Regions from separate parts of the Homo sapiens genome. Here all the other regions are linked to region 1. A link is a loop called in an ENCODE intact Hi-C map of the cell type or tissue named here. Cell type or tissue: natural killer cell. All regions are shown on one strand. Region 1 overlaps LOC105376387 (a long non-coding RNA gene). Region 2 overlaps LOC105376387 (a long non-coding RNA gene). Region 3 has its middle 25 kb from the start of LINC02665. Region 4 overlaps LOC105376387 (a long non-coding RNA gene). Region 5 overlaps LOC105376387 (a long non-coding RNA gene).

What was found. Hi-C counts contacts between places; a loop is a spot of excess contacts. Peaks named below come from ENCODE experiments on the same cell type or tissue, not always from the same donor. Only the 100,000 strongest peaks of a DNase experiment are listed, where the experiment ranks them.
Region 2: a loop joins it to region 1, with 3 times the contacts of the local background. A loop is called at or near these places in 5 of 110 quality-filtered maps.
Region 3: it touches region 1 in a loop (9-fold over the local background); 21 of 110 quality-filtered maps call a loop at or near these places.
Region 4: a loop joins it to region 1, with 5 times the contacts of the local background. A loop is called at or near these places in 3 of 110 quality-filtered maps.
Region 5: it touches region 1 in a loop (5-fold over the local background); 3 of 110 quality-filtered maps call a loop at or near these places.

What each region holds. Positions count from the first base shown.
Region 1 is chr10:6,925,257-6,930,256 of GRCh38, forward strand. The region is part of intron 3 of LOC105376387 (a long non-coding RNA gene); the gene reads right to left. Among named protein-coding and RNA genes, the nearest start is that of LINC00707, 150 kb to the left of the region's middle. RefSeq lists enhancers at 2,639-3,058, 2,790-2,879. In natural killer cell, no CTCF peak of the experiment used is centred here; DNase peaks (open chromatin) are centred at 2,475, 3,265, 3,655 and 4,375; H3K4me3 peaks cover 484 bases; H3K27ac peaks cover 4,306 bases.
Region 2 is chr10:7,068,227-7,073,226 of GRCh38, forward strand. All of the region lies in intron 1 of LOC105376387 (a long non-coding RNA gene), which reads right to left. Among named protein-coding and RNA genes, the nearest start is that of LINC02665, 26 kb to the right of the region's middle. In natural killer cell, CTCF peaks have their summits at 2,994 (motif pointing left) and 3,244; a DNase peak (open chromatin) is centred at 2,955.
Region 3 is chr10:7,119,130-7,124,129 of GRCh38, forward strand. No RefSeq gene overlaps it. Among named protein-coding and RNA genes, the nearest start is that of LINC02665, 25 kb to the left of the region's middle. In natural killer cell, a CTCF peak has its summit at 2,266 (motif pointing right); a DNase peak (open chromatin) is centred at 2,252.
Region 4 is chr10:7,027,333-7,032,332 of GRCh38, forward strand. All of the region lies in intron 1 of LOC105376387 (a long non-coding RNA gene), which reads right to left. Among named protein-coding and RNA genes, the nearest start is that of LINC02665, 66 kb to the right of the region's middle. In natural killer cell, no CTCF peak of the experiment used is centred here; DNase peaks (open chromatin) are centred at 1,059 and 2,959; H3K27ac peaks cover 4,851 bases.
Region 5 is chr10:7,044,502-7,049,501 of GRCh38, forward strand. The region is part of intron 1 of LOC105376387 (a long non-coding RNA gene); the gene reads right to left. Among named protein-coding and RNA genes, the nearest start is that of LINC02665, 49 kb to the right of the region's middle. RefSeq lists an enhancer at 1-155. In natural killer cell, no CTCF peak of the experiment used is centred here; DNase peaks (open chromatin) are centred at 1,940 and 2,270; H3K27ac peaks cover 4,160 bases.

The DNA of each region.
Region 1 (5,000 bases):
AAAATATAATCTGAGGTTTGCAGATCGAAACTCTTTTTTGGCATTGGTTATACTATAAAGAGAGCTTGGCCTCATGAAAATCCTTGGCCCACAATTTATTTTCATCTATGTCTTATAAGCATTGTTTCTCGGTCTTCATGTTGCTCTGGAAACATCTAAAGCCAGCCCTATTTGTTCCCTTGTTTTAGTGACAGTATTTTTACCTGGCTTCCCAAAGATGTCTCCTTTCCTTTTTCTAGTTCAACAATTTCACAAAATTATATTTTGATGCTGACAATTTGCAGTGAGTATTTTCTGGCTCATAGTATGCCTGTTCAGCATGCAGATTTGTTTCATTTTATTTAACTTATGCCTTGCCTATTTGTTCTATTTCACTCATCTTTGAAAATTCTGGCCGGGAGCAGTGGCTCACACCTGTAATCCAGCACTTTGGGAGGCCAAGGAGGGTGGATCACTTGAAGTCAGGAGTTTGAGACCAGCCTAGTCAACATGGCGAAACCACCTCTACTAAAAATACAAATATTAGCCAGGTGTGGTGGCACGCACCTGTAATCCCAGCTACTTAGGAGGCAGAGTCAGGAGAATCACTTGAACCCAGGGGGCAGAGGTTGCAGTGAGCTGAGATGGCGCCACTGCACTCCAGCCTGGGTGACAGAGCGAGACTCTGTGTCAAAAAAAAAGAAAGGAAGGAAGGAAAGAAGGAAGGAAGGAAGGAAAGAAGAAAGAAAGAAAGAAAGAAAGAGAAAGAAAGAAAGAAAGAAAGAAAGAAAGAAAGAAAGAAAGAAAGAAAGAAAGAAAAGAAAGAAAAGAGAGAGAAAGAAAGAAAAAATCCAGTGACATTTATTTTACATCTATCATTTTCTTTCTAGGGCTTTTTCACTATATGTTACTATATTACTTTATTTTTCTCATTTCTATCCTTCAGGACTCTTTGTCTTTTTATCACGCCGTCGATTCTCTCTTGTGACCACTGGATTTCCTTTTCGTTTCTATGACGGTTTCGCTTTTTCTTCTATTTATTTTCTGAGTTCTCCTCATTCCTGTCTTATAACCTGCAGTTGTCTCTCGGCATTCTCCTGGAATTATTACATTTCCACTTTGTGGCATTCCTTCTTAGTAGTAATTGCTTCATTATGCTCCTTAAAATCTGGCAAAATGTTTGGTTGCAGTTCATCTTTGCTCAGTGGCACTGTTTTTAGGAGAATAATCCGTATCAGTTGGAAAGCTTTGCAGATCTTTTCCACATATTTATTCACAATAAATTTTCTTACTGTTTATCATTAAAAACTTGGTTTTTTATGACCCAGCTATTGGCAGACTAGTCCTATAGGCAGAGACAAAGCAGGGCAGTCCTGGCTTCACAGCAAAGGGCTTATTCCTTCACTGCCACAGAAACAGAATGCTCACTGTGAATATTGCTCTTCTGTGTGAGACTGGATTTCCATTTCTGGGGCCATCGTGACTTCTACCACCAGCTTTCCTTGTCCTGGCACAAGATATCCACTGTTGCAAATGAGAAATATAGCTCTTGTACTACCAGACTATCAGTTTTTGCATTTTTATGGATCTTCCTGAATTTTCCTTCTTATGAGTCCACTCATTACTCTCTGAGCTTCTGATTTTTCCTACTCTTTCCTACTGCTCTTCCTTCCATCTGCTTCTGCCTTATTTGGGGCTTTTGAAAGTCCCTACAGGTATTTTGAAGTCAGCATATCATCTGATTTCTAAATTTCATGGACAGTTGAATTTGCAGGACTTAGGAAATTCTTCTAGTTTTTTGTTTGTTTGTCTGCTTGCTTCTTTAGGAGAAGAAGGAGAAAACACTGATGGATATAGTCATGTTCATAAGAAGATCTCTTCCGAGTGTTTGATGCAACCTCTGCTTCCGCTATCCCATCTTCTCACACTCCCCTTTGTGCTAGTTCTTCTCATCTGCATGCAGCTTCTTTCCTGTCATTTGACCATCATGGAGAAGCTCTTTTTTCATGAACATTTTCCTTCTGAAAACCACATATGTCCCACTGTCAGTTTTGCACATCTATTTCATTATCAGACTTGAAAATGTATCCCTCTTATCCATTTCCTTACTTTATCAAAAATGTTGGAAATGAATAACATATGGAATGTACATTAACTTAGTTACCATCATTTTAGTTGTCCATCACCAGTACCTAATCATGATGGTTAGTTCATGGATGAATTTTCAACGAATATGCATGCAACAATGCTAGGTGTGTCAATGATGGTTCCTTGACTTAAATGAAGTATATGGTCTGCTTAAATCACCTGCCTTTTTCTGTGATCAACTAATTTAAATTAAGAAATGAAATAAAAAATTATAGCAGGGAGCCTTGAAGGTAGGTTGAAAACTGTCTGCTGAGTCAGTAGCTCTATTTTTATCCAAACAGACAAGAAGACAGCAAGCCCCTTGACTTGTGGTTTCCGTTCTCTCATTTCCTGTGTGCACCCACATGAACCATGTGCCCTCCCTGACTCCCTGCCTCCACGTCTAGAGAAGGAGGCGTGGGTCTTCTCTAATTCCCCTTGTGTGCTTGACTTGTTCCCCACCACCCAAGGGCTAAGGCTTAGGCACTGCGTTGAAAACTTCAGCACAGCAGGGAACCTCAGCCACTCTGTCTTCTATCCATCCTCCCTCATGTCTTCTCTGTACTCCTGTCTCTATCAGTTGGCACCTGGGCCTCCGCCTGCCTTCACCTCCTTGTCTCCATCCTTGCAATGAATGCCGTAGTATGACCACCTCTTCTTCTCCAGTGTAACTTCACTCTGGCACTATTTTCTGAAACTTGTGGACCCTCCATGCCACAGCTACCCTAAACCCACTCTCCTGAGAAGCCCCAGTTCCCAGAACGGAAGTCCAGGTCGGCCCTCGGCCGCCACACTTCCCTAAACAGCAGCTGCCTAAGAGTCTGTGAACCTGCACAATTTTCACTAGCAGTGTCTCAACAATTAGCCGGTGCCTCACAAGTGGGGCAGATGGTATAGCCAGGAATGAGAGTTTCATGTTTCTTCTGATTCACATGCATTCCTATCTAAAGGCTGTTTCCTTTTAGAGACAAACTAATTTTTTCTCTTTCGTCCTTTGCCTGGGCTTTATGTTTACTTCTACAAGCTGGCACTTCCGATGGTTTCTAGAGAGCTCATTGGTGCTCTCTCTCTCTCTAACACACACACACACACACACACACACACACACACACACACTATGTACACACCTCACAGGAAATGGAAACTTGTTCCCATTATGGGTCCTGAAACAAAGCTCTGTGGATATGCATGTGCTACTTAGATTTTCTATCCCAGGAAATGAGTTTAAATACCTACCTCCCCAACAAATTTTTTTTTCAGAGACAACAGACCTCGGAAGACAAGTGGAAGTTGAAACTCTCCTTGAATGCGGTTCTTGGGAGTTGGAAATCTCCATTGCCGTTGCTTCCCCATGGAAGGCTTTGCAGTGCTAAATGGCTTATCTCCATGACAACCAGAAGAGCTGGTTGTTGTTTTTTTTTTTTTTTTTTTCTGCTGGACATTTTTTTCTAGATTTTACTTCATATTTAAAATAATTAAAAGTGTTTATCTCAGTACACCACAACCAGTCATTTACTGGGCCAGTGTCAGGAGGCAGTTCACATCCGTTTGGGGTCCACTCAAACCACCTCCATGCTGTCGGCCTTCAAAGTTTCCAAGAGGTTTGGTTTCTCTTTGAAATCTGGCTTCTCACTTGCGCACTGTATAACTTTTAAACAGATTAATTTTTTTAGTTCCTTATATATAAGTTTTCTGCATGTAAAAATTTAAGATAATTTTATGTCAAGAAGAGCAGAGAAGATGTATTAGATAAAGTGTGAGAGACTGCCTGATAGAGCTGAACACATGGGAAGCATACAAAATATTCATCTCTCTGCTTATTCGTTTCCTTAGCAGAATATCTGGCTGCAGCTTACTGTAGCCATCCTGTCATCAGTTCCCAAACGGGAGGAATGCCATGGTCTCTTGACAGAGGCTCTCTTGCACTGTTGGAGGCAAGGGCCTGCTGTCCTGTCAGGTTGGCCCATTTATCCAGTTACTCGTGAAATATCTTGTTCTCTCAGAGAATCAACCGGCGGCTGTGTGCTGACTTCACAAAGAAAAATCCATTCTCTCACCAAGTAGTTGTCAAGCATAATAAAGAAAAACTGGCAGAATAATTGGGGTGGTTGCTGAGTCTAACTCAATATCGTATGAAAGAAAATATATGGAACAGTGGTGTTTAAAGAGAACTGCACACCTCTGTTTGTATGGCAGGCTCAAACACAGCCAGTCAGACGTATGTAGAGTCAAAGTGAGGAAGTGGAGGTCATTTAGACTACTGGTAGACCCAGAATTCGAGCCAAAACAGAAGCAGAAAACAGAAATAGATGCTTCAGGATCTGTCTCTCTGCCAAGCCAACCCAGCGATTCTCATCAGAAACCTCAACAAACAATTGGAAGAGAAACAGGTAGAAATTGTGGTTCAATTTTAAGGTATCATTGTGTTTATTTTGAAGCACTTTTTTCTTCAAGATGGAAATCATTTTAGTGTCTTATTTAGTTATAAATGTGATGAATACTTGCTGCAAAAACAATCAGAAGAAACAGTTTTATTGCTTTATTTAGTTAAAATGTGATGTAAAAACAACCAGAGGCTACAAAAAATAGAAAAAAGAAAAGAGAAAAAAGATGAAAGAAGGACAAGAATGAAAGAAAGGAAGAAAAAGATGAGAAGAAAACACGTGAAAGGGGTCATAGTATGCCACCCCAAAATATATTATTTTGGGACATTGATTATTTTGAGCTGTAGATGATCAAGAAACAGCAGATCCAGGAAGATTATTTAGAGCTGAAGATGATTGAGAAATAGCAGATCCAGGAAGAGCTGTCTCCCCACTTTCTATGTATATAAAAGTGGGGCATAAATTTTCTGTAAGAAAAGTACCCCCCAGGTGCCAGGAAGAGGAGAGAAT
Region 2 (5,000 bases), 140 kb after region 1:
CCATTCTCCTGCCTCAACCTCCCAAAGTGCTGGGATTACAGGCATGAGCCACTGCGCCTGGCCAACATTTTTTCTTAATTGTGGTAAAAAGTACACAACATACAATGTATCTTCTTAATCACTTTTAAATGCATCATACAGTAGTGTCAAGTATACACACCTTGTTGTACAACAGATCTCCGGAACCTTTTCATCTTGCAAAACGGAAACTCTGCACCCATTAAGCAACCACTCTCATTTTCCCTACTCCCAGCCCCTGCCCATCATTTTACTTTCTGTCTCTACGATTTTGACTACTCTAGGAATCTCATGTAAGTGGGATCACGTAGTATTTGTTCTTTTGTGTCTAGCTTAATCCCGTTAGCATAATGTCCTCGAGCTTCATTCATATTGTAGCATATGATGGGATTTCCTTCTTTTTTAAGGCAAAATAATATTGCATTGTATGTATAGAACACATTTCTTTTTTTTCTCTCTTTTTTTTTTTGAGATGGAGTCTTGCTCTGTCGCCCAGGCTGGAGTGCAGTGGCACCATCTCCGCTCACTGCAAGCTCTACCTCCCGGGTTCACACCATTCTCCTGCCTCAGCCTCCCGAGTAGCTGGGACTACAGGCGCCTGCCACCACACCCGGCTAATTTTTTTGTATTTTTAGTAGAGCTGGAGTTTCACCATGTTAGCCAGGATGGTCTCGATCTCCTGACCTTGTGATCCACCTGGCTCGGCCTCCCAAAGTGCTGGGATTACAGGCATGAGCCACCGCGCCCGACCCACATTTATTTATTCATTCATCCTTCAATTAACACTTAGCCTGCTTCCACATCTTGGCTACTGCAAATACTGCTGCAATAAACATAGGTTTACAAATATTTTAATTCTTTTAGATATATACCCAGAAATGGGAATGCTGAATGATTGGGGAGTTTTATGTTTAATTTTTTTTGGAAACTTAAAATGGAGGAACATATTTGACAAGGTGACTTCTGTATTCAGAAATGTTCATGTTAGTCACTGCAGTGTGTTGGCCAGTGAGGAGCCTGGCCTGAGTGACTGGACCAGAGGATTCTGAGAGTGGGAAATAAAGTGGGCAGGTAAGAAGAGGCTTGCTCACAAAGCCCCAGAGAGCGGGCAAACCCATGAAACTACGGAGTAAGACTTTGATGAGCTGCAGCAGCTCTTATCTGGGATGTGGCATGGAAAAAGCAACATACTGAAAAGATCAGTCCATTAATTCATTTATCAAACATATATGCCTATCATGTGTGCAGAGCTAGTCTAGATGCTGGGGACATGGTAGTAAACATTACAGATAAACTGCTTCTCCATGCGAGCTTAAATTTTGGTGAGAGGAGACAAAGGATATGCAAATAAATTATGTGTGTGCACGCGTGTGTGTGTGTGTGTGTAAAATAAGTCAGAATAATAAGTGCTATGGGAAAAAGTAAAGCAGAGTAAGGGAAGAGGGAGGAAGACTGTTTTAGACAGGGGAAGGGCATGGAGAGATTCTCTGAGCAGATCCTAGCATGAAGAGAAGGAGCAAGACCAATGGCCATCTAAAATGAAAATATCCCAGGCCGTGGGAATGGTGACTGCAGAGGCCCTGAGGTGGGGACATGCAGGCATGCCGGAGGAGCTGAGGGTTGGACAGTTGTGGCCATAGCCAAGGCCAGCGGGAGATGGGGGCGCGGAATGTGAAGGACTGAAGATTGTGTGACCATTATAAGGACTTTGGCATTTACTCTGAGTGAGACGGAAAATCACTGGAGGCTTTTGAGCACCACAGAGACATTTTAGAAGGAACTTTCTGGCAGCTATAAGAAGTATAGTCAGAAAGTAGCAAGAGGACAATGAGATCACCCAGTCAGGATCCTGTAATAGACCAGGTATGAGAAGGTTGGCTTGGACTAAAGTGATATTGGTGGAGGAGGTGAGAAGGGGTTAGATTCTGGCTATATTTATGAAGAGAGTTAACAGGATTTGCTGATGTATTGGATATGGAGAGAAAGAGGAATCATCTTACATGACTCCCAGGTTTTCAGCCTTAGCAACCAAAAGTTTGACATTGCTATTTACTGAAGAATGGAAAATAGGAGAGAAGCTAGGCATTTTGTGAAGTATCAGGTATTTTGAAAAAAATAGATTTGTAAAAGTGTGCAGTGTAGACTGGTTCCTGGACATTGAGATTATTGCACTGATTCATTTAAGAAGCAATGACAGACCATTGAGGTGAAGGGTAAGGTAATGGGGGATGAATAAGGGGCTCTAGGAGGTTTCGTTAAGGTAAAATAACAATGCATGTAGAGAGATCAAAAATAGTCAATCCATGAAATATCAGAGACTCCAGATTAAATGTGGGAAGAAGTACAGAATGGTACAATGCGTGTCTTGTTAACATGCAATAGAGTGGGGGATAGCCATACCTTTTATAGTTTCAATAATATGAATCTAGGATATCTATTTCTATAACACAAACCTATGTAACTTCTCTGATAAGGTTTCCATGCATTAGGAAGACTCAGTGACAAGATTTTGCTGTATATTGTTAGAGGGGAAGACGAGTTCTTTTTTAAGCTTGCATTTTCTAGGAGTCCTCAATAGATACTGATTACAGATTCATAGATGCAGCTTCTCAATCACTTTTTCATGAGTTTTCACTTTTGCACTTTTCTTTGGGCTTGCCCAACTGCACAAAAAATTTAACTGTCTAGATTCAAGTCTCAAGGCTGACAGGACTTTAAGTGTATTAAACAGATAAAGTGTATGTATAATAATATCCACCTCTTCCATCTGCTTCTGAAATTAAAACAAAACAAAACAAAAAACAGAAAAAAAAACCCCGGGAGAATGAGAAGTGTGTCTTACAAACCAGTGATAACCAAATAGGATAAGGTTGTGGGTGTGAGGTACACGACACATTGAGCCAGCTGTCTCACTTCAGGCTTCAGGTCACCCATCAACACCTGCAGATCACAAAACTGCAGGCAGGACATTCCATGGCCCTCTGCTGGTGTTCAATCTCTGCACATGAAATTGTAGAGAATAAAACTAAAATACTATAAAAAATAATACCTATGCAATGACAGACAAAATTATGGAAAAAAGTGGAAGCAGAGTAATCCATCAAATATCAGAATAATAAACATTACAAACACGGATATACATTTGGTACATATTCAGAGGAAAAAGAGAAGAATTTATCTCTGTCTCATTTTTTTTTTTACTTTTCTCATGTTTAACTCAATACAACAAAATATACATTTAAATTGCTTTCAAGCATCAAGAGTCTATTTTTTCCATTATGACAGTTTCACAGGATGTTATCATTGTCGTCGTTTGAATAACTGATGGAAGCACTGTGGTTTTTTTTCACCAAGTAACTTAGGTAGTGTCAAACTTAACTCCCACCCAGTCCCCAGACAGCAAGGGTCAGAACCACCAATGCTTCTCCAACCACCCTATTCTCAAAATGTCATAGGATTGCCTCTCAGCAGAAGGTGAGAGAAGCCCACAAAATGGTAAAGATCACTGTCCTTGATAAAAGCAAAGGGAGGAGACATCCATATCAATCTATGTTTGAAGAACAGATGTAGGGCTTACCCTCCTGCTGTAAATAACTATAAAATGGAGAAATAAAATTATTTACAGAAATTGGACCACGGACTTCATCGGCTGTCATTCTGAGAAGAGGAGGACCCACCAGCGAGTTCCAAATTCACCCCAGCTTCATGCCTCTAGGCGCTTTCCAAACCATAGCGTGCGTGCACATGCGCACACACACACACACACACACACACACACGCACACAAAGGAGGAACATTCTCACCGGGTAGAGGAAACAAAGATTGGAGTTTGAGTCTTTTAAGGCAGGTGGAATATATGGGGCAGAGTGTCAGAAGGGAGCTGTGTAGAAAAGGAGTTCCGGAAATTTGCATAACATTCTTCCTTGTGTCTTTGGCCAGATGCAAAGCTGCGTATGTGCTGGAGAAAACTCTGCAAGACTTATTAGGAAACAGCTACTAGGTAAGGGGTTGTGAACTGAATGGAATTTCCAAAAATGACACAGTGCTGGGAGATGTTACAACTCCAACCGTTCATAATGGAGACACCACACTGAACATCCAAGGAAGAAAATCACGTCTTAGGAATAGATATGTTTTAGCCCTAGACTACCATCAGTTCTAGACCCAACCTAACAAAGCCTAAAATAAATGTTTGACAAAATCAACTGTCAGAAGAAAACTCAACATCTTTCAAAGAAACAAAGTAAAATCCACACTCTACAATGTATAATCTACAATGTACAGCATCTAATAATAGTTTTTTAAAGGACTAAGACATGCAGAGAAGCAGGAACATGTGACCTACTCCCAGAGAAAAAAATAGTCAATAGAAACAGACCCAGAGATTATATTAATGTTGGAATTAGTAAGCAAAAAAAATTAAAATAGCTATTTTATTTAAACATTTAAAACTTTTGCTAAACAAAATGCGCCATTAAGAAAATAAACAGGAAAGCCACAAACTGGGAGAAACTATTTGCCATACATAAATCTGGCAAAGCCTTATATCCTGAGTATATAAGAACATCTAGAAGTCAATGATAAAAAGAAAAAAGAACCTAATCAAAACATGGCAAAATCTTGGACGTACAATTTAAAAAGAAAGATATAAAAATGGCCAAAATCATTAAGAAAATCCAAGTTAAATGACAATGAGATGATATCACACTGTCACTTCAACATCTAAAATTAAAAAGACGGACAATACAACCCAACGTTGGCAAGGATGTGAAGCACCAGGATTTTCATGTGTTGCTGGTAGAAATGTAGAACTGTACAATTATTTCCGAAGAAAAGGTCTTTTTCTTTAGAGTTTAGCAAGAACCTGCCCTATAACCCATGATTTCCATTCCCAGGTTTTTATGCAATAGAAATGAAAACCAATGTCCACAAACCCCACATGTATATGGTATTTATTGGTGTTTATTGACAAGACCCCAAAA
Region 3 (5,000 bases), 190 kb after region 1:
AAGGATCTGCCAAACCCAAGTTGATGAAGAAACCTAGCTATCATCATGGAAGTCAAGAAGATTTAATTAGGAATCCACACTGATTTAGCAGGACGCTGATCATGGCAGTCTCTGCTGCTGTGGATCTGAAAATGGCTCTTCGTGTTTTACATCCCCGTTCCCACCCCCAGATGTCTACTGTGAAAACTGCCACTTTTCACCATCATTTGTAACACCTGGATTATCAGACGCTATCTTTTCTGAAAAGCAGCCTATATTTATTTCGGTTGAGTTTGGAAAATTTCTGGTGAAGAACTTTATCAATGTTGTCACCAGTATACCTTATCACCTTCAAGCAAATTGCCAGGCCGATAGGGTGGGGTGGATTACCCAGGAGCCCTCCAGCTGAGCAGCTCTAAAGTTGGAGGAGACTGGCCAACAAGACTCACCAAATTCTTATCACACGCTTTGTTAGTAGCAAGGAATCAGCATGTTGAAATGCTGTTACGATTCATGACTCACCTTCACAGCCTCCATTCAGACCTTGAGAAACGCTTCCAAAAACTGCAGGAATGATTTCTGAAGGCTGCTCTGGCTATACTTTTTTGTTCGTGTCTACCAAGAGTCTTTTCCAAGCCGCATTGCGTTCATTATTGAACAAGAATTCCCTGTGTTCCTCAAGTTCCCATGAACAAACAAAGCCCCTATAGCATTGTCATGGGAACCTACAGAAAAGATCACAGCAGTGGTACTTATGAAGCAACTCTTCTAGAACCATCTGATATTGACTATTGAGCTGCTTCTCCCGAGAACGTCGTCAAGGCCACGAAAGGAACAAACAAAAAGAACTCTTTTATTTCTGGTCATAGCGACTGCAGCACTGGAACAACCTGACATACATACACCCACTTGAAAACATTTTGTAATTTGTCCAGTTAAAGATTCCACTTCTTACGTTTTTTAGGTGTGCCCAGCTGAGCCACTTACTCTAACAATATTTTTATGGTTTCATATAACCATCCCCTATCACAAAGGTGTTGCTTGAATTTCAGTACAGGTATTCGGGCGTGTAAAACACAGAAAGAGAATTGCCAATCTTCCTGTACACTCCAGGCATCAGCACCTTGAGAGAAAAGCTCATTAGCAAGAAGAGAGGAAAATCCAATTTCCAACATGTAGTCTTTTGGCTGCAAATGTTGATAGCAATTTCAGTCATTAGTCTCTTTCATAAGTGCTGAAATCATTATAGTAACAGAATGGCCAACGGGCAACCTCACCTCAGGCTCATTCTTGCAACCGCTACCTAAGCCTGATGATTTCTCTTTCAAAATAATTACAGGAGCAGCCATGCTGGCCATGAGGAAAGATGGGACCTTACACACTCACTCTTCAACCTGGGCCAAGAAAGAGTCTGCTTTATTATTCTTTTCTGTTAGGATCAAGGAATATGGTTTTTTGTATGTTTGTTTCTGCAACATAGAATCCCCATTGGCTTTTAGAAGAATTATTTGCTCATAAAGGGAAGGAACAGGGTAGGAGCAAACAACGTTGTTTTTTTTTTATTTTTGGTTGGCAATATCTTTCTAGCAGATTTTGCAGACTTACAGACATGCCTGTGAGAGCCAATATCGTGTGATGGTTAAGAGTGGGTTTTGTTTTGTTTTGTTTTGTTTTGTTGTTGTTGTTTGAGACGGAGTCTCGCTCTGTCGCCCAGGCTGGAGTGCAGTAATGCGATCTCCGCTCACTGCAACCTCCGCCTCCCGGGTTCAAGTGATTCTCCTGCCTCAGCCTCCCGAGTAGCTGGGACTACAGGTGCCCGCCACCACGCCCAGCTAATTTTTGTATTTTTAGTAGAGACAGGGTTTCACTGTGTTGGCCAGGCTGGTCTCGAACTCCTGACCTCATGATCCGCCCACCTTGGCCTGCTGGGATTACAAGTGTGAGCCACCACGTCCGTCCAAGAGTGGGCTTCTTAGAGTCAGCCAGCCCTAGGTTTGAGTTCAGGTTCTCCCCATAATAGTTGCATCTTCTTGGGCAAGTGATTTAATGCTTCTGCACCTCCCTTTTCTGAACTGTGAAATTAGTATACAGTAGACCCTGATTCGTAATGTTGTGAAGATGCAATAAGTTATGCATAGCACCTGGTACATGACGAGCACTCAATAAACAGCAGCTTTTATCACTGTTATATTTATAACAGCTTCCGTCGTTCCTGTGGCAACAGCTGCTCAGATCAGAAATCTATTGCTTCTCTGATCTTTATGGGGGGATGGGGGTCTTCTCACCCGACACCTCTAGAGGGCAGCAATGCGCAGTGACCTTCGATGCTCCCTAATGGGAAATGAAGTCTACTGAGCTCTTCAGGGAAGTTTACTAGGAGTTTTGATTTGTTCTGTTTGAGATACCAAGACAAACAAACCTGTATGACACAATTAATGTCATAGCCTTGGGGATATAGGTGGCATTTCAACAACGACAAAAATGTAACATTAACAATAATATAATTAGAGTACCATAATTGAGGGCCTGCTCTGCAACAAGTATGATACTACTTCATCACTAGTCCCCACAACGACCCTGCAAGGTTGACATGCTAACCCTCATTTTACATGTGTAGACACCGAGATTCCTAGATGTGAAGGAATTTTCTTTTTATAAGGATATTCTTGATGCCAAAAAAAGAATGTGACCAGGCACAGTGGCTCACGCCTGTAATCCCAGCACTTTGGGAGGCCCAGGCGGGCAGATCACCTGAGATCAGGAGTTTGAGACCAGCCTGGTCCAACATGATGAAACCCTGTCTCTACTAAAAAAATACAAAAATTAGCCAGATGAAACCCCATCTCTACTAAAAAAATACAAAAATTAGCCAGTCGTTGTGGTGGGCCCCTGTAATCCCAGCTACTCAAAAGGCTGAAGCAGAAGAATTGCTTGAATCTGGGAGGCAGAGGTTGCAGTGAGCTGAGATCACGCCATTGCACTCCAGCCTGGACAAGAGAGCGAGACTCCGTCTCAAGAAAAAAACAAAACAAAACAAAAGACTGGAATGTAGGTCTGTCTGATTTAAAAACTCAGGTTCTTTCTGTTCCACTGCATTGGCGGTAGAGTTTACCAGTCGTCTTATGTTAAGTTGCACCACAGTGACAAGCAACCCCAAACCCTGGTGGCCTGCAGTCACAGAGGGTTATCCTCACTCATGCTGTGTGCCATGGATCTGACGATCCAGCTCTGCTCTGTGCGTTCTCGATTCCAGGAGCCAGCTGGAAGAGCAGCTACATCTGAGACTTAACTATTCTGATGGCAGAGAGAAAATACCAATGACGGAGGCCCCTGCTGACTCTTGGTCAAGTCTTTTATTCATTCAGTCCTTTAAAAATACATTTATTAAGCCACTGTATGTACTACCACAGTCCCTCCTCTTATGTAGCTTACAGTCTTATGCAAACAATCAACTTGTTAAACCTATAAGGTAAGTACATTAAAAGAAAGTAACACTGGATCATGAGGATGCATCACGGAAGAATTTCATCTGGTCTCGGTGGGCAGGGAAATAGCATCAAAGAAGACTTCTCCAGAAAAGTGTCCTTTGAACTAAGATCTAAAGGATGTATAAGAATTAACTATGCAAAGGAAGCCAAGAAGGCAGAGAATTGCGTGTGCAAAGGTCCTGTGGCAGGGAGAGGTTGATTCATTCAGGGCACTGGAAAAGAAAAGGCAGGATCATGGGAGTAAAGTGAACAAGTGGTGGGAAATGGTGTTGGGGAAGCTTTATGGGCCAAGGCTCTTGGCCATTTCCTACATACCTGGGAAGCTGTTGAAAGATTTTAAGTCATTCAACAATATTTACTTTCCTAGATGGGGAAAATATTACCTTCTAGGTCAGCCAACCTCGTAAGTAGTGATGAATTAATTACTAAAAGTGGACTCTAGTAATGGCATCTGATGGAGACATTTTGTCGGGCAGTATTGATACTTCCTCAACATAATTACTGAGCCATTGAGAAGAAATATATGTGCTTCTGGGATAAGGCTGTACTCCTCACATAACTTTAGAAAGAAGGGAGAATGTAAAAGATCATTTGAAAGAGGCAGAAATGTAGATGGTTTCATCAATTACTTGATGGAACTTCAATCCCTTTTTTTCAGAGTTGGATCACAATGTATATAAAACAGTGCCCTGTGAAGAGGGAATTTTTGTAATTGAGTCACACACCTGCTGTTCTTTCTAGGAGCCAATCGACTCCATGAGAATAGAGTAAAAAAGATACGTGCTACCAGTTTGATATTGGAAATTTTGTGAAGTCTAATCTAAAATAGGCTTCAAATTCTCCCCTACTCCAAACACACCCCTGCTACGACCCATGATTCCACCTGATAAAGATTAGAGAGTTAAACAGAAACATATTTTCATTCTTTCTTCCAAATACCAACACCTGGACCCTTCCATGAATTTATCTATTTGTAGGGTAAGGCAATCACTTCCCTTAATCTTACAAAGCGGCTGTTCCAAGACATTAATTGCCCTGTCATTTATATGTCTCAAAATGGTGCCATTTGACAATGGCACACACTTGAATTTGTTTGCTGTGTCAGATTGTGTTCCACTGGTTACCACTTTGCAGCAGGTTTTCTAGATGACTTTCATGGGTTTGTAATACACAAGTGCTATTAAAAAGTTCCCTTTAAGAGAATCTCTGCTAGTCATCATCATTAACCAGCCCCATCACAATCAATACACTACCCCCATTGTGTACAGAAGTCTTGAGAATTTACATCAACTCGCAGTTTCTAATCCCAAGCTTCAGTCTTGCCATCAGCTGAGAAATAAATGCATACACATACACATAATGTTTATTTGCATTAATAATGAAAAATGACTAATGCTCACAAGCAACCGTTTGGAATCAAGACACGCTTCCTGTTCAAACCATCATATGTTCACTCAGCTTTGTCGGCCAGTGATAGAGCAATTTTGAGGGTTTTATTCCGTTAGCTGACAGCTCCCCAGACAGACTACACAG
Region 4 (5,000 bases), 100 kb after region 1:
TTTGGACTATCAAAGTGGGTTTTTTCCTCAATCAACAGGCCTTTGATCACTCACCACCAGGCAAAATTAAAACGCCAGAAAACCATGTGATATACAAACCATGTGACCAGGATTACATAACACAAGACTCTAGTATGTGGCCAAATTCATGTTAAGTTTTCCATAAGTATTTTGCAGTTTTGAGTTTGGAAAATCACACAAAATTGCTCTATGTCCTGAGTGCATTACTGACAATTCATTACTTAAATAACCAACTTCATTCCAGAGATTGAACTCCATCTAGGCTCTGCACTCTATATAATAACTTATCTTGATTTCATCTAACATACACGTCAGCATCACAGCTCAAAGAAACAGAGCTACAGGCAGAAAGGAAGAGGAATCTGAGAATCTGGAATTGACGCTTGGTAGCTAAAAATGGACAGACTAGTCATGGCAAAGGAAAGTCAGTCTTTCTGACTGTACCAATGGGAGATTTATAATTTGTGTTACTTATGGCTCTCTGAGGGTCCTTGGAGAATGGGAATATTTATTTGCCAAATGCCTGTCACTGTCACAAATAGCTAGGTTCTTTGAAAAGTGTACTCTTTCTTGTTAGGCACATTAGAACAAGCATCCAACTCCCTAAGGACATTAGATCCAAGAATTGCAGCAATGCTAAATGCCCTTGTGAATGCTTAAGATGGAAACGAGAGAAAATAATGGAATGGAGATTTGGTGCTAGAATTATGTTTGAGCTAAAGCTTAACCCCAAATCTAACTCAGTATCCCTCACTGGGCCTAGCAACATAGTTGACATGAAATAGAGAATGATAGCTTCACCCAGAGGAAAGCTATTTCCTCAGATATACTAGTAACTAATGGAATTGACTACAAAACTCATCCATTTATTTGTGAATCAGCATGCACCCCCACACACCCATTACACACACTTACGGACACTGAAACACGTTTTGTACTTTTACTGTGAAGGGGGCTTTTTGATAATTTTTTATTTCATTGCTTAAAGTTCTGGGTGGGACCTGCTAAACTGATGCAATGACTCACTAATGAGTCATAACCCATAATTTAGAAACCACTGGGAGCAAGAGAGAGAGTGGGAGAGGTGGGAGAGACAGCAGTTTATGCTGTGCAAAGTCAGATAAAGGATCATTGAGGACATGAGCTGTGTTTTGCAAAGTGGGGGATGTTCACAAGAAAGTCAAGAAGGGAAGTGTATTAGTCCATTCTCACATTGCTATAAAGAACTGCCTGAGACTAAGTAGATTATATATTAAAAAAAAGAGGTTTAATTGACTCGAAGTTCCACAGGTTGTACCAGAGGCATGGCTAGGGAGGGCTCGTGAAAGTTACAATCATGGTGGAAGGGCAAAGGGGAAGCAAGCACATATCCACATGGCGGTGAGAGAGAGAGAGTGAAAGGAAAAGTGCTACACACTTCTAAACAACCAGATCTCATGAGAACTCGCTATCACAGGGACAGCAAGGTGGAAATCTGCCTCCACAATCCAATCACCTCTCACCAGGTCCCTCCCTCCAACATTGGGAATTACAGTTCAACATGAGATTTGGGTGGAGACACAGAACCAAACCATATCAGAAGGAACTTTTCAGACCAGGGGAGTAGCATGAGGAAAGGATGGAGACACTCTGGTGTCCCCAGAGCATGTGGAGTGTGAACAAAAAGGGAGTTGAGAGCAACAGAGATGAAGCTAGGGAGAGAGAACGGGACCAGTTGTGGAAAGTCTCTGTTCCATCAGTAATGAGTTTAAAAGGATCCTCTAAGGGTATGAGTCACAAAGTGATACTTTTTGTGCTTTAGAAAATCACTCAATTGGTTCATTTCTTGTATTCGTTAATTCACCGAGGATTTGTGAACACATACAATGAGCTTTGCCCAGCACAGCAGTGTGTGGAATGGACAAGAGAGGGACACACTTCGCGTTTATGGCAGTTACTTAATCCCAAGTCCTTAGGAGCCAAGCTAGAGAGCAGCAGGAGGAATGCATCCCAGTAATGCATTGGAGCTTGAATCAAGAACACTCTTTGTGATGGGGAAATGGGAGGAGAGGCCTGAATGAGTCTGAAAGGAAGGACAGAGAGGAAGTTAACCATTGGGGGAGAAAAGGAGATGATATTGCAAAGGTGTGAAAGTGTGAAGGAGTCCGGCAGGTTAGGGAACAAAAGAAAAGTTTGGAGTGGCAGCACATGAAAGGAGGTTCAGAGTTGTGCTTGGAGAAGTGGGTTGACTTGGGGAGATTTGCTCAGGCCTCTGGACTCTGTTCTGGAGAACATGGAGGATATTGAAGCTGCAGGAGGGTGGGACAGTGATATGGTTTGGCTGTGTCCCCACCCAAATCTCATCTTAAATTGTAACTCCCACAATTCCCATGTGTTGTGGGAGGGACCTGGTAAGAGGTAACTGAATCATGGTGGCAGGTCTTTCCCTATGTTGTTCTTGTGATAGTGAATAAGTCTCACAAGATCCGGTGGTTTTAATAAAATGGGAGGTTCCCTGCACAGGCTCTCTCTCTTTGTCTGCCACTATCCATATAAGACATGCCTTACTCCTCCTTGCCTTCTGCTGTGATTGTGAGGCCTCCCCAGACATGTAGAACTGTAAGTCCATTAAACCTCTTTTTCTTCCCAGCCTCAGGCATGTCTCTTTCAGCAGTATGACAAAAGACTAATACAGAGGCACAGGGACAGCATCATTGGGTTCCTATTTCCAAATATAGAAAAATCAAAATAACTAAGAGTAGTGGATAGGAAATGGAAGAAAATTACTAAGAAATTGACATATAGAAAACCAATATTTTAGATCTAAGAGGGTTTTTACTTACTGCATTGTTGTTGCTTAAGTTATTACAGTGAGTGGCTTCATTGTGCCCCTCTTCCGGGCCCTGTGTTCCTCTAGAGTTGTTGCCAAAACCCACAGTCATGAAGCCAATTATGAAAAGCAGAGCCTGTTCATTTTGTTAGTAACTGAAATAGAAACAATTATTTACTAGTACATGTAACAGTCATTTTCAGCCACAAAAGATCATTTTAGCAAGTACATGTCTTTGGTTTACACCTCTCATTACAAGCTAGAGAAGCAATGAAGTTAAACGGAAATGGGTTAGTTTCTTAACAGTTGCTCCTCTTCTTGAAGGTAAAAGTATTTTTCAGACAGAGGCTGTATTAGTCCATTTTTACACTGCTATAAAGATACTACCTGAGACTGGGTAATCTATAAAGAAAAGAGGTTTAATTGACTCACAGTTCTGCATGACTGGGGTGGCCTCAGGAAGCCTACAATCATGGCAGAAGGGGAAGGGGAAGCAAAGCACATCTTACATGGAAGCAGGCAAGAGAGAGAGAAGGGGGATGTGCCAGACATTTATCAAACAACCAGATCTTCTGAGAACCCACTCACTATCATGAGAACAGCATGGAGGAAACCGCCCCCATGATTCAATTACCTCCCACCAGGTCCCTCCATCGATACGTGGGGATTACAATTTGGATTACAATTCAAAATGAGATTTGGATAGGGACACAGCCAAACCATATCAGAGGCTAAAATTTTACCCTGCAGATTGGAGATGGAGCCAACCTAGATAAATGTTTAGCAGACCAGCCTCCATAGGGAAAAGATTTGCCACTCTCTATTCTGGGAAGAAGCACCAAACTCCATGGCTTTAGAACTGCAGCCCACCATGGGGTGAGGAGAGACCAAGAGGCCTACCAGGCTTTCCTGGAACTAGGAAAGTAAACCCCTTGCATCGATTGTCTTCTATCCCAGCTATGGAAGGTGCCCATTACAAATCACTGACCCAGAGAATCTGATGGATGCAGGGGGGGTTTAGATAGTATGCTGCCTGCTAGACAGTGGAAGCCCGGTTAAAGGAATAAATTCAACTTCAAAAATCTTTGGGGAGCACCGCTATGCACATCGGTGCAGAATATTTTCTTCCTCTTGATGCATGAGAGAGCACATTGAGAAATTATGGACACAGGAGGAAAAAGAGCAAATGCCATGAGCCTCAGTCTCAATTCTGTCATTTACAAACAGTGACCACAGGCAATGTGCTTTGCCTCTGTGTGCCTCAGTTTACTCATCTGTGAACAGTTTGAGGTAAGAGTACCTCTAGCTTTTACATTCTGCAAGTATATGGCTGACAATCTTGAAGCCAGAAAGGGAAATTCAAGCTGATAATGTGAGATTTTCTTCAGTGCATTCCTAGAAAGTAAGAGTCGAAAATGTTTTGCTTGGGAAAAGGAAGGAAATTGCTTTCTATCACTTAAGAAGACAATTGTAGATCAACATAGTTGTGTCTCACATGTTAACTGTTATGTGACTATGAAGAGAACATGTCTTCTAGTTGGTTGATAAGAAAACTGGACTTTGGCCTGGCACAGTGGCTCTGCTTGTAACCCCAGCACTTTGGGAGACCGAGGTAGGCATATCGCTTAGGGACAAAGGTTTGAGACCAGCCTGGCGAAACCCTGTCTGTACTAAAAATACAAAAAATTAGCTGGGCATTGTGGCACATGCCTGTTATCCTAGCTACTCGGGAGGCTAAGGCACAAGAATCGCTTGAACCCAGGAGGCTGTGGAGGATGCAATGAGCCAAGATTGCACCACTGCACTCCAGCCTGGGTGACAGAACAAGACACTGTCTCAAAAAAAAAAAAAAAAAAAAAAAAAAAAACCTGGACTTCAAAGCTCCAACGTAGTGATTTTCAGGAAGAAAAAAGTACTAAATATATAATCAGGATAAAACTCACCCTAAATAGCACCCGAAAGTGTGTTTGATTTCATTAGTCATTAGAGAAATGCAAATCAAAACTACAGTGCAGTACCACCACACAGCCGCTAGGATGGCTACTATTAAAAAAAAAAGCAACAAGTATTGACAAGGATGTGAAGAAATTGGAACCCTGTGCACCATTGATAGGAAAGTAAAATGGTGCAGCCTCTGTAGAAAACGCATGGCAGCTCCTCAAACAATTCA
Region 5 (5,000 bases), 120 kb after region 1:
TTCAGTATGTCCTTGGTGCCTAGGACAGTGCCTGGCATGGAATAGGGGTCTGAATAGTAATCGTGATAATGATGACAATGCTTACTGGGTAGGTACCGCTTACTATGTGACACACCCTACCCTTATCACTATGTTAATATGATCACATTGAGTAGTGCTCCCCACAGCCTATCAGGGAGGTACTGAGATTATCCTGTTTTCCAGACTAGGAAACAGGCCTAAGGAGGGGAAGGGACTTGCCCAAAGTGAGATTCCCTCTTACTTGCCTCCTGTGTGATTCACTGCTGTTGGCATCACCCCTGAAACTCCAAGCCCCTCACTTTGCCCGAGAAGAGGAGGAGAGTGGAGTGGAGAGGAATCCAGACAAGAAGACTCAAAACTGCTCCTTCTGGGTGACAGAGGGGAGAGAGACAGCCAGAGAAAGAGAGAAAAAGGGGATAATGAGAAAGAGAAAGGGAAGAAAGAACCGTGTTCAGCATCAGCAGGGAAGCGTTGCCTTGGCTCTCCACTGGCAACCACTGGATAAGGAGTGATGATGGCATCCTGACGCATGGGAGAATCCTTGGGGAACTGCCGCATGCAATCACTGAAGCAGGGGATTGTGACATTGCAATGTCTTTCCAGGGAGCTTCAGACTCCTGTCCTCCAGCCACATTTAGTGTTAAGAGCAGGGGCCCCAGTATATATCCCAGAAAGGTGACAACTTTGGCTTCAGAATAACTATAATAATTATAAACAAAATAGTTATAAAACATTAACTTTAGAGATTCCTAGAGCAAGTGGAAAAATCAGGCACCAGAATCTCACATTGAAGAGATACATGCACACAACCTGTCCAGCACAGGATGAGTGTATATCTAAAACTCATCAGAAACCTTTGAGAAATAGTCCTCTAGATTTAAAATACATTTTCCAGAATACTCTGGAGTTCATCCTTTGCCTTTGTCTGGAACATCATGGCAGGCCCCCCCGTACCCTCATTCTCACTGGAACCTCTCTTCCCACTGGTGTTCCTATCTGCATATACACTTGAGGTCACTTCCTCAGATGAAAGCAACAAGCATTTCTTCCCTCCAAAAAATACATGCAAAATTTCTCAGATACTTTCATGAAATTCATAGATCCCCTAAACTTCATTCACATATTCTTCTGTGGTTATGGACCCCCCTCCCAACAAAAAAACAATTCTATAAGTGGCCTTGTATAAATAAAATATCAGCAACAAACATAAATGAAACCTCCAAGAAGTACCTTGGGTTATTCTGCCAACGTCACACAAATCTCTTCTATAACTTGGCCTAAAGACCTCAACACCCACGTACTGACATTCTTGAGTTTGACCGTTAAAATAATCTAGTACAATCTAGTTGCTCCTTAAGGAAGAGATGTATTACTTGCTGGGGCCTCAGAAATCCCAATCCTGGTCTAAGGGAACTTTCTGTTGAATGCCGATTCCAACTGTCTATTGGAAAATGGCTCAAAGGAGCATTTGACAGAGTCAGAGCCCCTCTGAAATGCCACACAGTCTGTGCCTTCCAGAGATCCAGCCCCTGCATCCTGAGGCTAAGCCACCTACCCAAGCCGACCTTGGTTACAGTATGCACTGGACAGTCCTCTAATTCAGGAACAGGTTTTGTGGAAGCCTGTAATTCTACTCTTTTCCTAATCCCTGTAAAATTAATCCAGACATTTCCACACTTCCCTAAAGCTCTACCCACCCTCTCAAGTGTAGCTCTCTAGGGAAGCTCTTATAGCCTTTTGTTTGCTCAATAGACTTAAGCCACTTCACTATTGCTTTGCAAAACTCATCAACCGAGGGTTTGGTCATCAACTGAGGGTTTGGTCTGCAACTCGTTCTACTTGTATTTTGGTTCTTAGGTGTGAAGAGCTTTTGCAACTTGCTAGGCCTCCTGACCTTCCCTTCCTCTTTCCTGGCCTACTTTGCAACTTGTGGTGAGTCCTTCCTACCTCCCCACATGCTCTATGGTTTCCTGAAACCTTCACCACACTTCAGCTAAGCAGTCATTCTTAATTCCACTTCCCCTTATACCTCCATACTTAAATACATATACATATTATATTAAATATATAACATGAACTTGTTAACAAAAGAAAAGCAATCAACTAGTGCATTGCTCCATCTCCATTCTCTAATAATTCTCTAATTCTTGAGATCCATGCCAATCTTCACGTATCTAATGCACATGTTTGACTGCATAGAGTATGTGGTTGATTCAGTCAATAGGCAGTCTTTCTGGCTGTCTGTCCTTCACTTAAGTGTCATGTTTTTGTGCTTTGGTTTCAGAACGATGCCTCTCATGGTGCTTATCATCTGAGATGACTCTGCCAGTGGCAGAAAATAGAAGAGTTTTGGTCTACTGGTAGGTTGGTTTGTAGGTTGGCTGACTTTAGCTACTGAACCAAGAAAAATATCTTGGGGAATCTACTGATTCTGCTACACATTAGTGTTGTTCATTGTGAAGCCCCTGGCTGGGGGAGGGGTCACACAAGGAGGTGCTCATGTTTGTGGGACCCTCACACAGCGTTCCCAAATGAGGCCACCAGGGACTGATCTGTGCTGGTGTCTGCTCTCCTTGCTGTTTTCATTGGAGTCAAAAGTTGTAAAATCTTTCTCTAGTTGCTAAACTAAAATTGTGGCCATGTCCAAAACCCCATATAAACCCAGACTTGTCACTTTCCTCAGTGCTAGAATAGAAGCAAGCAAAAAAGAAAAAGAAGCAAGAAAGAAATATTATCTCCAATATCCCCAGCCACCAACTGAATTTATGTGGCAACCAGCAATAGCAATTAAAAGGGAGAAAATGACAAGAAAGCCATTTTTCTTATTTACAGCTCGAACTCTAAACCCAGTATTTCCTCTGGTTCTTGATCTACTCTTTCTAGGTGAAGTCTTTTTCTTCAAACTCAGCTGCAGAGGTTGAGGAGAATAGTCTTGGGGTTGGTTTTTGGAGCTCAATTGCTTCCTAAGACTAGTGTATTTCTACACTTGCACTTTGGAGAAAAGCAACTGCTGTTCTTTGGGCTCCTTGTACCTATTACATAACCTTGAACAAATCATTGGTTCCTACGGTCTTCCTCAATTTGTCCCTCTGAACGCTGGGTCAAATGAAATATTTCTTATTTTCAGGGGCTTCAGGGGCCACCAGAAGGATGGTGTATTAGTCTGTTTTCATACTGCTGATAAAGATATACCAGAGACTGGGAAGAAAAAGAGGTTTAATGAACTCCCAGTTCCATGTGGCTGCACAATCATGGCAGAAGGTGAAAGGCACTTCTTATATGGCAGTGGCAAGGGAGAAGAATGAGAGCGAAATAAAAGCAGAAACCCCTTAAAACCATCAGATCTTGTGAGATTTATTCACTACCACAAGAACAGTATGGGGGAAACTTCCCCCATGATTCCATTATCTCCCACTGGGTCCCTCCCACAACATGTGGGAATTATGGGAACTACAATTCAAGATGAGATTTGGGTGGGGACACAGAGCCAAACCATATCAGATGGTGAGTAAATGAAGATATAGTAGTACCATTAAATGAAGTGTATTTCCTCTCCTTCAAGACTACCAAATCAGTAATGCCATCCTGAGAAGGATTAATCTGCTCTTTATTTTACCACTCGAAGATGAAAAGAGCAAAATTAAGTACAACATTAAAATTAGAATCCTCTGTTTAGAGAAGCTTCAGTTACTTCCACGAACCAGGCCATTAAGTATACGGCACCGAGCTGCTTCCTGATGATAACAGCAGGATGAAGCCAGCAGGAGGCCGTGGGTGAAGGATGGTACTTAGGTGTCTGTTTGGGTCTGTAGTAATCTCAGATAGAGTGTATTGTAAGACAAAACATTTAATGTATTATTTCCTATGACCAAGGATGAGTTTTCCCAGCAACGATTGCATCCCTGGAAGCTGAAGTCATTGTAGTCTAAACATAAAATGGCACAAACGAATCAGCTTCTGGGCTATAAAGAAAATAGAGTAAGTTTTGTAAGCACAACAGATTGTTTGGAAAATAAAGAAAGAAACATGTGTTTCCCAGGTTTTACGAAGCCCTATAGCCTACTTACAGGGCCATTGATGTCCAGTCATGTGTCATTTAATGGCAGGAATACATTCTGAGAAATGCGTTATTAGGTGATTTTGTTATGCGAACCATAGGGTGAATTTACACAAACCTAGATGGTAGAGCCTACTGCACACTGGGGCTGTATGGCATAGCCCATTGCTCCTAGGCTACAAAAAACTACACCATGCAACTGCTCTGAAAGCTGTAGGCAATTGTAACACAATGGCAAGTATCTGTGTATCAAAACCTGTGTAAACATAGAAAATGTACAGTAAGAACATGGTATAGAAGATAAAAAGCCCAGGCATGGTGGCTCACGCCTGTAATCCCAACAATTTGGAGGCTGAGGTGGGCAGATCGCTTGAGCCCAGGGGTTCGAGACCAGCCTAGGTGGGCAACATGGTGAAACCCCGTCTCTACTAAAAAAAAAAAAACAAAAATTAGCCGGGCACGTTGGCTCACGCCTGTAATCCTGGCAACTTTGGGAGGCCAAGGTGGGCGGATCATTAGGTCAGGAGATTGAGACCATCTTGGCTAACACAGTGAAACCCCATCTCTACTAAAAATACAAAAAATGAGCCGGGCATGGTGGCAGGCATCTGTAGTCCTAGTTACTTGGGAGGCTGAGGCAGGAGAATCACTTGAACCTGGGAGGTGGAGCTTGCAGTGAGCTGAGATCACGCCACTGCACTCCAGCCTGGGCAATAGTGCGAGACTCTGTCTCAAAAAAAAAAAAAACTTACAAACATTAGCCAGGTGTGGTGGTGCATGCCTGTAGTCCCAGCTACTCAGAAGGCTTGAGGTGAGAGGATCACCTGAGCCCTGGAGGTCAAGGCTGCAGAGAGATGTAATCATGCCACTGCACTCCAGCTTGGATGACAGAGTGAGACTGTCTCAAAAAAAAAAAAAAAAA